Regions from separate parts of the Homo sapiens genome. Here region 1 is linked to region 2. Evidence: chromatin loops called from intact Hi-C (ENCODE). Cell type or tissue: endothelial cell of umbilical vein. All regions are shown on one strand. Links, peaks and the distances in the headings refer to the core of each region. The heading gives the core; the rest is flanking DNA. Region 1 overlaps HTRA1 (HtrA serine peptidase 1). Region 2 overlaps BTBD16 (BTB domain containing 16).

Region 1 (5,371 bases), core at 148-5,147, 200 kb after region 2:
CTGGCAGCAACAGCCGGCATTTCACATGTCCATCATCGGACAGCGTAGGTGGGACCATCAGTCATGGTGTCCTACCCTCTGTGGCCAAGGAGTGGACACAGGACCCAGTTAGGGCAAGCAGAGGCTCCCCTTGGAATCGCAAAGTGAAGCTGGATGCCACCCACAGAGACTAACATGGTGAAGCTGCTGTAGCCCCTGCTGTTGAGCCCCCAGCACTGCCTGAGTTCTTGCACTTTGTGAGTCCAGTTTAATATCTGCTTTTCCTCCCATTCTTGGAGCTCCCCTCACATCTCCAGTGGCTTGAAGTTGCCAGAGATGTTTCTGGGCTTGTGACCAAATGACTCCTTTTCTGCTTCTCACTGCTGAGCAGACACATGTGCGCTCACTTTGCCTGCTGAGTCTTGGGACCCGGAAGAGCTTTTGGGAGACAATCACGGACCAGCCCCCTCTTGCCTGCCCTGCTGTCTCCCTCCAAGCAGGAGGTGAGAAGGTGTCCACCTGCAGCCCCGGCCAGGCATCCCTTTCTGTGCTTCTGCCCAAATCTGAAATTCCCCTCTCCTTGGGACCCACGACTGGGGCCAGCCTGCCTGGGGAGGGAATCCCAGCTGCAGAAAGTCGGGACAGTGTGCGTGTAAACATGTTAATAGAAAGCAGCTTTGAGGGCAGACTAGTTCAGCTTCAGTTACAAACTCTTTCCAAATGCGTTTAACATGAGCCACTGGCTGTGCGCAGCATATGTCAAGCTTTCATCCAATGGTGGCATTTTGTCCCTGCGGGGTTTTTTTTTCCTGAGCAGTTTGGGGCAGGGGTGGGGACAGGGAGAGAGAAAAGTAAAAAGAGAGCAGTTTGGTTTCTTCAGGCTGGAGTACAAGGCAGAGGTAATGGGATGTATTGAAGAAGGTAGGAGGGAAAGTTACTTTAGCTACAGCTATTTGTCCAGCTGTGCTGATTAAGAAACTTGGAGAAAAGCATCTTTGGAATCATGTCCTTCCCATCTTATATACAGCCTTTGCAGATTTCCTGCTGTTCTGAGAGAGATCTGAACTCCTTACCAGGACCTTGAGGGCCCCACCTGATTGGGCACCCCTCACTCTCTCTGCCCCTCCTCCCCTTCCCCTCCTCCCCTCCTTTCTCCACCCCCACCTGCTCTGCTCAGACACCCCTTCCTTGGTTGCTTCCCACAGGCCAGGGCTGTCCCCTGGGGCCTTGGCTGTTCCCCTCCCAGGAGCGCCCCTCTCCAGCTCCTCATGCAGCCAACCTTCCTGTCCTTCAGGCCTCTGATTAAATTCTGCCTTAGACATCTCTCCCCACCCCGCTGTGTGAGGTAGCGCCCCATGCCCCAGTCCCCTCAACTCCACTGCCTCACTTTGGGGACACATCACCCCAGGGACAACTGCATTCCACTCTTGGTTTTTCCCTCCTCGTCTATTTATCACAATTTAGAGTCGCCTCACTCATTTGTCAAATGAAGTTCATCTCTGCAGCTGGACTGCGGGGTTGGGGGCACATCCGGCTGTCGGTCCTCAGGTAGGAGGTGCTTGGCAACCTTGTTCAGAGTAGGACGTTCACAGCTGTCTGCCCCGGAGGAAGCAAGGGCACCCGCCACATGGATGGAATTGAGGGGAAGGCACCCGGGGCTCCTGCATCGAGCTTCCCTCCTATATTCAATGAGGAAATGACCCTGCAGAAGGCTGGCTGCAGATGCCCCTGCCTCCCGGCTTTGCCTGCTTGGAGTTTGATGGACACGTGGTCCTGTCAGGGCTACAGCAGGTCTATGGTCTTTGGTAACGGAAAGCGCTGGTGAAACAGTGAGCTTTCCCGTGGGTGCTTTTCCCTGACGCCAACAACCAGGTAAATATTTGGAAACGGCCTTGTTGAGGCTTGTGAGGTGGTTTTCCTCCCTCCCCTGTAGGCCTGCGCCACCCCCCCAACCCCACGGCCACCTTTGGGCCAGATGGCACCCACAGACCTGTTTGAAGTGGCCACAGAGGGAGCCCTCTGGGCGCTGGGGCCGCTGTGTTTGCAGAGGGTCCTCTTACTGCTGAGCTGGCTGGTGCAGTGAGAAGGAAGGCCGACACCCCTGATCCTCATCAAGTTCAGACGGGGGTCACTGCGGGTGAGGGGCCTGGGGCCTTTTACATGTCCCGGGAGCTGCTGAGCAGGCCACTCTTCTCCAGGCCACCAGAACTTGGCCCTGCGCATGGTGAATCTTCCCTGAGTCAGCTGAGTGAGGGGGTTCAGGCAGCCCCCCGGGACATGGCAGTGGCGGGGAGTGGACTGGGGTGGTGCTTGCCATGACTCACGCCGGTTCTCCTCAGGCAACCGGATGGTCAGATGCGCTGACTCAGTGGCCTGAGCTCGTCCAAAAGCGAATCAGAGAACACAGGGCCTGGGCTCACCCGCTGCCCTCTTCTGGAGTCATCTGTCACTCATCCTCATGAAGGAAGCGCCTGGGAGCCTGGAATGCACATCGCACTGCCCCAGCTCCCCTCTTGTTTCTGTGTTTTTCCATTTTGGATTCTTTCCCCCAACGCCTTCTGTACTGGGCATTTTGTGGTCTCTTCTTTTTCTCCGAGAACTCTGAGGGCTACCATTGCATTTGCTAATGATGCCACAGACGGTGTTGACGTTATGAGGCTTCTATTACTGTATTGATTTTTACCATTTTTAGGGGGACGGGAATCAATATTTCATGAGGGAATGTGAAGCCAGACAGTGAAGTAGAAGCTGGCTTTTATTTTGTGCCAGGCTTTGTCCAGAGGCGGGTGGGGACGTGGCTCCTAAGCTCTTGATTGCAGCTCCTTCTGGCTTGGGAAACGTTTCAGTTCCCCAAACTCTCAGAACTGGATCCCCTGTGTGTTCTCTGGCCCGGATTCAAGAACTTAGTTGATTGTCAAGGAAATTCTTTGGCTATATTTTTCTCTTAATATGGTAATGCCTTTTTTCACTCTGGCACTCTCTTTTCAGGGAATTGGATTAAGACTATTATTTATGGGTCTGACAAAGCAGTTCCCAAGTTGTTGGGACTGGATTTGTTTAGGAATGTCTCCTGTCCTCTTCATTGAGGGGGGAATACAAATTGCTTCCATTTGACAGTTTATCAAGTGTGTGACAGAGTATCAGAGTCCAGGGTTGGCCAACTACAGCCAGTAGTCCAAAGCTGGCCCTCTGTTGTTGTAAATAAAGTTTTATTGGGACATGGTCATGCTCACTTATTTAGGTAGAGTGTATGGCTGCATTCAGTCTACACCAGCAGAGTTAAATAGTTGTGATGAAGACCACGTGGCCCGTGAAGCCAAAAATATTTGCTTCCTGGCCCTTTACAGGAAAAAAATTCCCAGCCCCAGTGGCAGGCAATTAACACCTTGTCCTCGAGGAGCTGAAAGTGGCTGGAGGCAGGAATGCTTATAAGAACCAAGCGAGGTGAAGCACTAGGTGGCCGCGGCGAGCAGGAAGAGAAGCTGATTTTGTTTGCCCTTTCGTTTGCCAGAGATTGTGGGTTCTTTTTTTTTTTTTTTTTTTTTTTTTTTTTTTGCAGAGATGAAGCTTTGATCTTGTCACAATAGCAGAGGGAGGCCTTATTTTTGTCTATTTCTCTGTGACATTGGTAGAAAGGACTTTGTCAGAATTCCAAGCTATTTGGCAATTATCCAATTTTGAGATCCTAATGGATCTTTCGAGGTCTAGTTTGTTCATTCTTTTAGTGATTCCTTGTTAATTCCCTGATTTTATAAATGTGTGTTGAACATCTGTCTTGGCCAAATACTTCTTAGGTGCTGAGGATGCAGCAATAGTGGGCAAAGCCATGGGGCTTAAGATCTAGTGTGGGAAATGGGTGATGTAAAGTAAATATGGCGATAAGTACAGTGCACGAAGCAAACAAGTGAAGGGGTAGAAGGTATCAGGCTGCAAAGACAGCAGATAGTGTAGGCAGGGAATCTTATCTGAGGGGGTGACATCTAAGCTGAGATGGAAAGGACAGTGAGAGCCAGCCAAGGAAACAAGTTGGGTGACAAGAGTTGCAGGTGGAGTTGCTTAATTTCCCACTTCTGCTCAGCCTGCAGATCCTGGATCTTGGACTAATTGCAAACTGTCATTTCCTCGTGAGTTTATTAGAACCCTCCAGAACAAGTTTCTGGTTAGCTAGTTTCTCTGTGTGTTGTCTCATTTCTTGTTGGTTCTGGTTCTTTGGGGTTCCTACTCATACTCTGGAAAGCTCCAGTGTCTTAAGTAGTCAGTCTCCCAAGAGTCTGAAAGCACAAAGATTCACAATGATACGATCACCTCTCAATCATAGCAGCATTGATGCAGTTCCGTAGCTGGTTTCCTAAAGCCATCCAGATCTCTTTCTGTGGCAAGAGAGAAATAAGACCTTCTGGTGAATTGAGGACTAATTATCCTAATAAACATGCGAATTAACAGTTCCTTTGGTTAAACAAAGCACCAGAATCTGATAATGGGAACATGTGACTCATGGTATTTCCTTCTTTGCTTTATCTACCAGGCAGCTCACAGAAACCACTGGCCTTCCCTGTGTTCCCATTTTATGTCATAAATATATATTTAATTAACTTATTATAAAAGGCCCTTTGTTCATTGACCATATCAAATTATTCTTATATAGAAGAGGTTATACATGTTTTAAACATTTTAAAATAAATCTGAAAAGAATGCTACATCCTGGGCAACTTCCCTGCATTTGGGGCTCAAAGAAGCTCTATGTGGTTATGGGTAATGAGGAGCCAGAGTGCCTTCAGGGCAGTTCAGCAGATGCTGAAAGGCTGCTGTGTGCTGTTCGCTGGGCCCACCAAATAGAGTAGGACTGAGCCCCTGTCCACCATGACAGCCGGGAGATACAAGCTGTTCCCTTTGCCTCCCTGAGCCCTGAGCTTTATAGCCTATAGACAGCTGAAAAGCAGGCTGCATCCGTTACCCAGTCAGTTACCCAGACCCAAATGCCAGGCCTTGGCTAACCCCAGTTATTACCTAATTTTAATATCCCAATGGATGTTTTAAGACCTGGCTGGTTCATTCTTTCATTTATTTACTTATTCATTGATTTTGTAAATATTTCTGGAGCATCTGCCATGGCCACATGCTGTTGTAGCAGCATCAGCCACTCTGAAGTTGGTGGATGAAAGGGGATGCATCAAAGGCGCTGATGTATGGAGGAGACGCAAGTTAGACTTGACCAAGACAATATTATTCCTCCTCTGGATGCCCCGAATATATACAGTCATTAGCTGTCGGGCCCCCATGTGGCACTGTTGACATTTTGTGGTTTAAACACTGAAGAGTAAGGGAATATTGGAAATGGCAAACATCTGATATAGTGTAAAGGAGACTAAATATTTTGATGGTGTTCATAAAC
Region 2 (5,371 bases), core at 164-5,163:
GGCAAGGAACCAGGTAGAAGGAAGTCATGCAAATCAAAGCTAAGGGATTATGTGGAGAGGAGCAATCAGGGAGACTTCCAAGAGGAGGTGATGCTGGAGCTGAGCCCAGACGAACTACAATAGTCAAAGAGGGAGAGAGAGGGGACAGTGTGGAGCAGTGTTAAACAACGGCACTGCAGCTGTGCCAGCCCTGACATTCCTTCAAAGTGTGGCACCTGCTCCTGCCCCAGGGCCTTTGCACATGCTGTTTCCGCTTCTTGGAATGCTGGTCTTTGAATCCCTGGCCTGGCCTGTTCTTTTTCCTCCTCTTTCAGGTTTTAAGTGCCTCTCTTCTGACTTCTGGTCACTTTTCTGATTTAACCACACTAGGCTGAAGTCTCCATCATCTGCCTTCCCATCACACCTTGTTCTTTAACTTTTTAACCCTTAACATGACTGCCAAATGTGGTTATCTGTCTGAAAGTTGACTTAACATGTCACCTCACTGGCCCATCAGTTTTGTTCTTTGCACACCAAGGACCTCTCCAGGTGCCTAGCACACGGTATGTGTTCAATGAATAGATCCTTCATGGGTGGGTGAGCCAAATCAACAGGTCCTAGTCATGAGCTCGCAGAGACCTTCATCTGAGAGCTGCTCTTTGATTCCATTTGTGCACAGAGAGGAATGGGACTTGAGGCCCCTCTGGTGGCACCATAAGGGTCTGTACAGGAAGACAGTCCTCAGGCAGGGGGATGACCAGATGGCTATGTTGGCTAAAATCAAACCTCATCTCAGCACCTGGTGGCACTTCAGCTTTGAGCAATAATCCTTGTTCCCTGCTATAGGGTTACTTTGTTTTCTCCTGAAGGATTTGATTTCTGGCCTCATCTCCCAGCCCAGAGCTATTTCTAACAAGCCATGTTGGTCTTGTCCTCTGGCCAAATGTCCATACCCCTAAAGCGAGGCTCCCTTCCGTTCAAAAGTCTGCTGCTGTCCTGGAGTTGAATGAGAATCTCTGGGACTTTCCGCTTCTCCAAAAGCAGTGTGGGGTTCCTCCAGAAACTGCAGTTCTCTCTCTCCAGGTGCGTGGATGTGATGATAGCCAGACTCAAGCCAAGCACCATCAAGAAATTCTACGAGGCCGGCTGCAAGGTGAGAACAACCCAGACGGGGCACATCGCCCCTTGGGGGGGCCTTCAGGAGCAGCCTAGATGCTGGGATTTTACCCACCAGGCCTACTTCCCCCCAGAATATCTATTTGAAGTCATCAAATATTTTATTTTGCCACATGAACACATTTGTGTGTTTTTTTTTTTAAACCATCATTTTATTTTTTTAAAGGATGTTTTAACACCAAAAAAATAGAAAGACTTTAATCTTAGATGGGGGAAGAAGCAGCATAGCCTTTCTCACCGAAACAGCCGAAGACCTTCCAGAACATTCTTGCTGGAGTTGTGAGGTCTAGATTCACCTGGGTCTAATCAGTGTGTCAGGGTTAGGAATAAATGATAGAATCCAACCTCATTCTCAGAGGAGAAAACAGAGCCAAGGAGGGCAGCAGCCTGCCCAGGGGAACCAGCTGGGTCCAAAGCCCAGGCCTCCTGACTTCAGCTCTCTCTGTATGGCCACCAGTGACCTGGGGGGGGATACCAAGCAGCATGCCACAGTTCTCCCATCATCGCGTCCTCCCCTTCGCCCCACTGGTAATTCCAAGGCCACTTGTGGTGGAAACTGCATCCTGGTCAGCATTTCTCAGCAATGCTTGGGCTGCAGAAGGACCCCAGGCCCAGAAGCTATTCGAGGTGTACTGAAGCTCTCTCAAGGTCCCTGGCTCTAAGACGCCTTTTCCACTTTCTCTGCCCTTCAATTCCTGCTTTTTGGGTGTGTTCATAGCCTCAGAACTCCTGCGAGGTACACCCCTTGGGCCCTCCATGATCAGCCACTGACTTGAACTAGTGGGCAAAGCCTATGGTCAGGTTGCCTGGGTTTGCATCCGGCTCTGCCACTTACGAGTTGTGTGACGACAGGCAAGAGCAGGAACCTGGGAGCGTCAGTTTCCCCACCGGTGACCTAGGGATAACAGTGAACCCACCTCATAGGTTTTCGCTGAGGATTGATTTAAATCAACTGAGTGCAGCGCCTCGAGCATAGAAAACACTTAGAAAAGGTATCTGCTGTAATTCATGTATTTTGTAGAAAAGGTTTGAGCGCCTCTGCAGTGACTCTCCCTCTGAGCACACGTGTAGTGTCGTCTCAGGCCAGCAGAGGGTGCCAAGAGCTCAGGACTTCCTTCATCAACTGGCTTTTTTTTGTCTTAGTACAAGGAAGAGCAGCTCACCACCGGCTGCGAGAAGTGGCTGGAAATGAACTTGGTTCCTCTAGGGGGGACGCAGATCCACCTCCACAAAATCCCACAGGACCTGCTCCACAAAGTGCTGAAGTCCCCCAGGTCAGAGCTGGCTCCCAGGGTGCGGCCCCTGAGAGGGGGATGGGAGAAAGTAGGGGCCAGGCTGGGGAGGGAGGTGCTCTGATGGAGGCTGCACCCCCACCTTAAGCTTCCTGCCCTCCTGGACAGCTGAGCCTTGGCTGGGGCTGGAACTCAGGGTGCTGTGTGTGGGGCTGGGGAGAGGGCTCCCTTCTCGCTCCTTCTTGTGGGTAGGAACCCTCTGAGTACCTGCTGTCTCAGGTATTTTCACCTGGGTGCGAAAAATGAAAGACTTAATTACCTAAGTAATTTTTAGAAAAAATCCTGACAACATCAATGCACATTCATTTTAGAAAATGAAATCTCTCACCCTAAATCAGCTTACATCTCCGGCGCTGGCACCTCTGCTGAATAACTCTACACCCACGTATCTGATCGCCTGCTTGACCTCTCTGACAATTAAGATTAAAAGCCATCTCTCGGTGCCCCTGCCCTGTCCTGCACCCCAACCCTGCCCCCAGTGTTCCTCCACCATCTGACTAGCGGATCAAGCTAGACCCTTGATAGTCCTGGACGCCACTTTGACCATACCCCAACCCTGAGGTCATTTCTACTTCCAAATCAAGTCCAGCGCTATGGGCCTCGCTCCATGGGTAGCAGCCCCAGCCCAAGATCGGAGGTCCAATGTCTCTTATTTTGGACCAAGGTGACCTCTAACTGTCTTGCTTCTGGTCTGGACCCCCTTCTAATCGCATCTCTAGCCAACAGCCTTTGCCTCTGGTGACCTGGCTCCTTCAACTCACACAGCATAAGTGCAGCCACGGGGCCCCCCCTGAAACTTCCCTGATGAACACCTCCCCATACCGGGCCTTGGTTCATGCCCATCCTCCTACCTGAAATGCCTGTCCCCTGCCAGGCTCCTTCTCCCTTACAGAAATTCATGGAGATGTTTCCCAATGCCGGGCTTTTTAGGTTATTTCTAATGTTTTACCAATATAAATAGCACACTGGTGAACATCCTTCAACATTTGTCTTCATCTCAGATTCTTTCCCACATTAAATTCCTAGAAATGAAGTTACTAAGTCAAAAGAACTTTCTATTTTGTGTTAGTCTCTTAAACATTTTTATTTGAAAATAATTTCAAATTTAACGTTGCAAGAATAATGCATAGAATATATACAATATATAATGCATAGAATATATGCAATAATGCATAGAATATATATTCTATGCAAAGAATATTTGCATAGAATATATACACAATAATGCATAAAATATATAGTTACACCCAGTACTGCCAATCACCCTAGAGTTCAATTTCTGCCCTGCTTGCTATATCATCTGCGTCTCTACGTGTATCTACATATACACTTGTTTTTTCTGAACTATTAATATTAGGGAGTAATTTGCGTTTATTAAGTTCCTTTACTCCACATGCTTCAGTGTTTATTTCCTAAGAAAAAGAATTTTTGAAAAATATAACTATAGTGCAGTTATCAACTTTAAGAAATTTACATTGATGTAATACTTTAATGTCATTTGCCCAATACTGCCTTTTATAGCATTTTTTCTTTCTTCAGTGCTGTTTAGGACCACTTAGTTGTCATATCTCTTTAGGACTCTATTTAAAAGGATCTTGGTACCCATTTCCAAGTTACCAAAATTTTATTACCTCTGAGTAAATTTCAAAAGTGAAAACTAAATTATGCTGAAAATCCTAGTAGAATATTAGAAAATGAGGGTTTACTCATGTGTATGTGTGGAAAGTGTTCTGATTTCAGAAATTAGATTTGGAAAGATTTATTCTACTGTTGATGTGAATTGGCTATGTAGCATGCAATGCCCTCACGTTTACAGAGATGGGAGGCAGGTAGAACAGAGTTCTGGGACAGAGGGAAGGAGACCATATTCTCTAGGAAGCCTCCAGGAGTCCCAGCCTCATGCCAGCCCAGGGCACTGGCTCACTCCTAAAGTCATTCCGTGGTGTTCTCTGCTTTTCCCCACTCAGGTGCTCCCCCACTCCCCAGCGGAGCAAAGGTTGCGCAATTGTTGAGGAAAAGATAAACATGGCATCCCTTAGACTTTTCATAACATTGTCCCTCCCTTGGAAAGGCTGAGCTGTCACACCCTGGCAGCATTAACCAAGAAAGGAGAAAAAAATGTCTGACCACAACCGGAAGGTTAGCGGTGGGATAAGCCTGACAAACGTATGCTGGGCAGAAAAAGAGGTCAAGAGCATTACGTGTCAAGTGTCTAGACTCATCAGCTTGGCAGACATGACTGATGTGGAAAATGGGTCCTGCTCCTCCGGCCCCTCCCCAGGAGCTGTCTGCACAGACAGTCCAGGGCTATCACTGAAGGGAAAAGAGCCCTGTGTGGCTTCAGGCATGTCATCAGCCATGTGCCCACGCTGACCACTCCCCAGGCTCTGCCCACATCTTCTGAGGTTGATCTCCAGTGGCTGCCTTTGTTAAAGCTTGAGGGAGGTGGGAAACGGTTCAGGAAGAGGGGGGCTTGTTAGAAGTTTCACTGGCTAGGGCTTCTCATATTAGGGTGCTTGTGAGTTTCAGGCTGCTGGCCGGTGGATTTGGCACCATGACCCACAGCTGTTTCAGAATGCACCTTTCTCCAACTAACATTTTGGTGTGTGCTGTGTGCTATGTGCACTCTCCCTTTCTATCCCCACCACCCCACGTGGTGGTCACAGTTATTATCCCTGATATAAGAGGGCTAACGATGGGCAGGGCAGGGCCTCCACTGGCTCCAAAGTCCACGTCTTGCCCTGTGTGCTGCACCCCTCGTCGTTGGTCATGGAGGCCAAGGCTACCAGCAACTAAAAGGACATAGTGAGAACCGAGTGGTCCCAAGGAGTCACGTGGCCCCGGAGTGGGATGTGTGGAAATGCAGACTCCAAGGTCAGGGGTGGAGTGGCCCTTGGCTTGACTTATCAGCCCCTCCAGCTGTG

Evidence for each region. Hi-C counts contacts between places; a loop is a spot of excess contacts. Peaks named below come from ENCODE experiments on the same cell type or tissue, not always from the same donor. Only the 100,000 strongest peaks of a DNase experiment are listed, where the experiment ranks them.
Region 1: it touches region 2 in a loop (6-fold over the local background); 6 of 110 quality-filtered maps call a loop at or near these places.

Annotation. Positions count from the first base shown.
Region 1 is chr10:122,492,726-122,498,096 of GRCh38, forward strand. The region is part of intron 3 of HTRA1 (HtrA serine peptidase 1); the gene reads left to right. Among named protein-coding and RNA genes, the nearest start is that of HTRA1, 34 kb to the left of the region's middle. RefSeq lists an enhancer at 1,732-2,931. In endothelial cell of umbilical vein, for the core only: no CTCF peak of the experiment used is centred there; DNase peaks (open chromatin) are centred at 1,646, 2,366 and 2,916; H3K27ac peaks cover 1,904 bases.
Region 2 is chr10:122,296,706-122,302,076 of GRCh38, forward strand. BTBD16 (BTB domain containing 16) reads left to right here. Exons shown (of 16, transcript NM_144587.5): 8 at 1,063-1,132; 9 at 2,299-2,429. Among named protein-coding and RNA genes, the nearest start is that of BTBD16, 28 kb to the left of the region's middle. In endothelial cell of umbilical vein, for the core only: a CTCF peak has its summit at 2,230 (motif pointing right); a DNase peak (open chromatin) is centred at 2,266; H3K27ac peaks cover 782 bases.